Linked DNA regions of Homo sapiens: region 2 is linked to region 1. A link is an interaction called in ENCODE POLR2A ChIA-PET data of the cell type or tissue named here. Cell type or tissue: Panc1. All regions are shown on one strand. Links, peaks and the distances in the headings refer to the core of each region. The heading gives the core; the rest is flanking DNA. Region 1 has its middle 120 kb from the start of STMND1. Region 2 overlaps LOC124901268 (a long non-coding RNA gene).

What was found. ChIA-PET counts read pairs that join two places held together with the same protein. Peaks named below come from ENCODE experiments on the same cell type or tissue, not always from the same donor. Only the 100,000 strongest peaks of a DNase experiment are listed, where the experiment ranks them.
Region 2: POLR2A ChIA-PET joins it to region 1 with 10 read pairs; 2 of 35 experiments call an interaction of 5 or more read pairs at or near these places.

Annotation. Positions count from the first base shown.
Region 1 is chr6:16,983,553-16,986,353 of GRCh38, reverse strand. No RefSeq gene overlaps it. Among named protein-coding and RNA genes, the nearest start is that of STMND1, 120 kb to the left of the region's middle. In Panc1, for the core only: no CTCF peak of the experiment used is centred there; no DNase peak of the experiment used is centred there; H3K27me3 peaks cover 828 bases.
Region 2 is chr6:16,771,695-16,774,495 of GRCh38, reverse strand. It overlaps LOC124901268 (a long non-coding RNA gene), which reads right to left. Exons shown (of 2, transcript XR_007059480.1): 1 at 1,002-2,801. Among named protein-coding and RNA genes, the nearest start is that of ATXN1, 12 kb to the right of the region's middle. In Panc1, for the core only: no CTCF peak of the experiment used is centred there; no DNase peak of the experiment used is centred there; H3K27ac peaks cover 1,336 bases.

The DNA of each region.
Region 1 (2,801 bases), core at 63-2,562:
CTCAGCACTTTCCCCATTCTTCCAAAATTAGCTCCACTAAAATTTAATGTCTTTAGTTTCCCTTCTGCTGTGGCTTCAATCCTCCCTGGTATAAACACAACTATTATTAGCTAATCCCTTTGCTTGTGGGCAAGTTTGTGGCTACACGCCACCCTCCACTCCCCCGACCTATGCCCTTGGTCCTAAATCCAGACAAACACAGCTGAGGTTGCCTTGTGCTGATGGTTGGCATGAAGAGCTGGGCTACGTGATGCACGCACCTATTGTGTAAGTTTTCCCTGCTCTTGGAGTGCCCCAGTTTATCGTAGAGCACAGGGTGTTTGGCTAACTGCTCTTCCCCCTTCTGATACTAACCACTCTGCCTAAGCAGCTATGACAGTGCATCCCACAGTTAAAACGTAAATTCCCTTTGGACTATGAAAAGGGAATGCACTGAAGACATCCACTGACTGATTTTTTTTAATGTGCTGCATTTTCTGACACTGCTGAAACATTCACGTGGAATGTGCACGCTCTCTCTTTCAGCTTTACCACTTTCAAGATGTTCTGTCTGGGCTTGCTCTCTGCTGTGTTTAGGGTATTTTATTCAGCATTAAACTTGAAAGCCTAATTTGATGGACATGACTGAAAGATTGATGCAAAAATTGTTGCTGTTTATGCTTCCAGCCTTCTGGAATAGTGGAAAAATACTCACCTCTCCTGAACATTTGCTCCGCTATGGTTGCCAAATTATCTAACAGCCAGTCAGTATCCAATTTGACAGCATGGTATTCATTTTTTTAAAAAATTATGCATTGCGGTGTCTGTTTCTGTCTATGACAAGTTCCTTTAATTAATAATAATAATAATAATGCTTTGTCTTTACATAGTGCCTTTTAATTCAAGAATCTTCAAGTGCTTTGACTATCATTGCCTCCATGGAATCTCATGGAAAAGGAGACGAGGACAGAGGTTAAGTTATAAGAAGAGCAGAGCTGTGTCGTAGGTTTCCAGCAGCCCTCAGCTGCACACAGGAAGGTCTTTCCTCCCCAGTTCAGTGTTTTGGTGTGGCCCATTTTTTCTTTTCTCTTCTCATTCCCATGCTACCAGCCCCTGCCCGGCCCCCACTTTCTTGATTAGGAGCCACCCCACCCCTTCCAAACTCCTCTCTCTGCATTTCTCCCACTATTCACTAACTCTCTAAGGATGCTGCTGGGAACAAGTGAAGTCCCTTCACTCTGTAGGTGACATGGTGTTGAAATTCGAAGTCCCTTTTTTCTCTTTTGTTGTTTCTTGATCTCACTGGTATGGTGTGGGATAGTAACAGGTTAGCACAAGGACTGGATGAGAGATATTCTTTCTTCTCTAAAGAGAACAAAGACAACAGTTCTCCATGGTCCTTCTTATTCAATACTTCACTTGCATAGCCCTATCTAATATCTGTCACTCCTTCGCTTGTTTATGAATAAATGGAAAACATATAGATTCAGTTTATTCCCACAGATATCCTTTTTGGGGAAGATGCTGTGCTGTAGAGGTTGGGCTATAGGCACAAATATAAGGTTAAGACATGTTGCCTGCCCTTGAGGAGCTTACCGTTAACTAGAAGATGGGATTGAAATAAGTACACACACTTCTAGGAGTAATACAGACCTTGTTAAGAGAAGTAAAAAGTTTGGTACCTATTTAAAGAGGGAGGACCACACACATCCTTGGAGGACCCGAAAAATGTTTGATTAAAGAGGCAAAAGTTGAAATGGGTTATACGAGACTTGAAAGAGTTACAAGACTGAGATTGGGGAAAGAACAGTGTAAAAATACACTGAGAACAGAAACAGTCCACTTTGGCTAAAGGGCAGAGTATAAGTAGGGGGATTTGAGAGGAAAATTGCTAAACAATTGGCTGACATTTTATACCAGCAGGTCTCAGTTGTGGATGAAATGTTTCTATGTCAGGCTAAGGGTAAAGACTGGCCGCTGAACAGAGCAAAGCTGAGATCAGAGGTAATGTTAGGAAAATCAATCTGGCAATGGTGTGTAGAATAAATGAGAATAAAGAGAGTTATGCGTAGAATAAGCGGGAAATAATTTTAGAGATGAAAGAATTGAGACCCAGAAACATTGTATCCTTGGGCTCAATAGACCCGATAACTTATTTCCAAGGCCCTGAAGTCACTTATTTCCTGGTTGTCTATGCAACCAGATCAGGAGCCTCCATTGCTAACTGTGAGAATCTCAACAGCAACATCTCTTAGAGCAATGCAAGTAGCATTTGTGTCATTATGGGGTAGATACAAAGGAGTTCTTGGGGAGGGGTTATTGGAAGGACATTTCCCACATAGCTAAACTAACACTCATGTCCTCTTCCCTTGTATAGACTTAGTTTCATGAAAAAGAAAAGCTATTTTTCCAGTAAAAGATTTCTACCTAAGTTATTAAAGCTTGCATTTTAAAAAGTAAGGACTAAAAAATAGAAGAATGAGAATTGACCTGACATGCATATTTCAAAATTGTATCAAATATACTGCTGTCTGCGTAGAGAAATAAGGCCCTTTGGTTTAAGTGTGTGAATTTCATTGCCCTGTTAACAAGGATCCTGTTCTGGAGATTGCTGGAGCCCTGCTATACTATGGAAGTTGTGAAGCGTGCCCTCTGGTTAGAGTTGCATTGGCAGGGTAGGCAGGGTCACATTGTCTCTTTAAGCCTTTATATGGTAAGCAAGGGGGCTGGAATGGAAGGTTACTGCTAAGAAACCAGACCTTAAGAATGCATTTTCCTTTTGGGTACTCTGTGATTTACTACTTTTTTTGTTTTTTTTTGAT
Region 2 (2,801 bases), core at 55-2,554, 210 kb after region 1:
GACCAGACAGAAATGCCATCATCTCACTTTATAAGAACCCAAGTGTGCGGGCTGCCATGATCAAAATCTTCTAGAATTGGATTTTGCTCATCACAGCAGTGTCCACCTTCTATGAGGACTAGAGGAGAACAAACACAGGACTGGGAGGGAGATGTCTTAGGTTCCAGTACTGAATTTGCCACAGACTAGTTGTATGATCTTTGCCAATTTCCTGCAACTCTTTGGCCCAGATTCCTGTCTATAAAATGAAAAAAAAATAATTGAACTAGATTCTGTAAGGATCTTTCCAGTTCTAATAAAATGGCATTATATAGCTATATTTTCACACTATAATTAATAGGCCACCCTCTCCTCATTATCCTGCATCCAGTTAGATTAATTGACACTTGTGGTTTTTTTTTGCAGATGCACTGAGAGATGGTGTTGGGGTTGGGAACCTAACTCATTCCTGGTACCAATCACTGGTCACTTCTCAGATGTGGAGTCAACTGAATGTGCTTTTGTGTCCTACCTCTTTAGGTTCTTGTAGAGCAACCTCATACCAAAAGTATGAGGAAGACTAGGTGAAGAGATCTGGGCTGCCATGTGTGTTTGTGATGTTCCCTGGAGGACTCAGGATTCATAAATCAATGGACCTCACTCTCTTTAATCTTTGGGAGTTATATGCATAGTGTCAACATTTAATAATTATAACTAGGGCTCGGGGGGCAATTTGAGATAGTATGTTGCAAAACATCACCAATGAGACCTGACATGTGAGAGAATTTTCCTGCACTAAGAATGACAGCAGATGCCACATTGAGGAGCTGCAAACTGGGAGCAAATCCACTCCATCCTACTATGAGCCCTTCCTGTTTTGTCAGCTAGCATGGTTTCCTAAATCTCAAATTGCAGCAGAACTGTTCTGCAATTCCATGGCTAGCTATTTCGGGAGCCTAACACAGCAGGACAAATGTGCACAAGTCCACACAGTATGACAGAAGAATTAAAAATGTATTTACCATCTGTTGGTAGTTTCCTTGCGGGTCTCTTTTCTTTTCCTCTCCTGCAGCCACAAATAGGGTCTTCTCACTTCCTTCCAACTTCAGAGAGCTGGGTTCTCTTCACATCTCTGCAAATGCAGGGCTTGGTTTTTTTTTTTTTTTTTTTTCTCTTCCTTTTTTCTTCTTCAAATTTCCCAGACTGTTGAACTCTGGTCTATTTCAGCTTCTAGAATCATTTCCCTCAAATACAAAGTGGAGTGAGGCTGTGAAGAGGTTACAGTGTTTTGCACATCTTGTGTGGCCAGGCTACTTTCAGACACTATGCTTCGATTCTGGTCACAGAGGACTCTGGGAAGCTTGCGGGTAGAACAGGAGAAGTTCAGCCCAGAGTAACTGAAGGAAATTAAGTCATTAAATTAGCCTTGAGAATTCATGTTGGCCCTTTACGATCTCCTTCGTCCTTACTGTAATGGGATACTTTAGACAGGACTTTAATAGGAAAGGGTTCTAGGGATTCAAGCATGAACCTCAAGTGAGAATCATTTCCAGCCCATGTAGCAGCATGAGTAAAAATTATAAGCTGGAATAGAGTTCTGTTAGTTGGGAAACCACTTAGGTTGATCTGAAGCCAATTCGCTTATGGAGAAATACTCAGTTCTCAATGAGCATCACTAGCTTTAATTTCTGGGATACAGGTGTTATTCACAATTCATGTATAATCCAAAAACTAGAGATTGGATTAAAAATGGTCCCTTAGCCAAAACATTGCAATGCAGTGTTATGACTGTAACTGTCCTATTTCATTCAGGTAATGACTTGTTAACAATTCTCAAGCTGCATAGGTGGATAACTTCACTTTGAAACCAGTGCTGGGTGACCCTGAACTTTGGGCAGGTCCTTTAAACTCCAAGCCTCAGTTTAATCACCTAATAAGTGAGAATCATGATCTCTATCTCACAGTATCATCATGGGGATGAAATGAAATGACATCTGCAAAGCCTGAGTGTGAGACTCAGTTCATTCCAACTCAGCTTTAATAGTCATGTCAGACACTAAGGCAAAGGTCAAGTAAAGAGAACATATATTATACCATAGTGTGGACCAGATGGATTAGTTTTGGATTAGCTCCTAATGAGATAATCATTGTGTTGGGGGCTGACAGAACTTTGCACATAGTAGGTTCTGGAAAACATTACTGATTAATTCATTTAATAGTCAATGCCTATTTAGTGGGTGTCTATCATGTGCCAAGAACTATTCTAGATGAATGAGCCAGACAAAAAAAAAAAAAAATCTCTGCCCTCCTGACAATAAACAAACAAACAAAGTAGATGACATAGAATGTTATAAAGCAACACATTTATGGGATAAATGAGCAGGGCAAGGTGGATCGGGAAAGTGAGGGAGTAGAATTTTTAGTAGGGTGTTCACAGCAGGCCTCACTAGGAGGTTGATTCTTAGAAAAAATAACCTGAAGAAGATGAAGGAGTGGGCCATGCGAACACAAGAGGGAAAAGCATTCCAAGCCGAGGGAACAGCTAATACAAAGGCCCTGAGGCAAGAGAGCAGCTGGCTTATTTGAGGACCAGCAAAGAGGACAGTGAGGCTGGCAGTGTGGGAGCAAGGACAGGGATAGATGAGATCAGAAAAGTTGAGGACCTGATCGAGGCCAGCCTTGTAGGCCATGAAGGGCTTTTACTTGACCTTGGGGGAGCCCTTGGTCTCTGAGCAGAGCTGTGGCATCAACCTAATGCAGGCAGTAGACTGGTGTGGGCCGGTAACTGGAGAAGTAAGGGCCAATTTAGGAGGCTGTCGCAG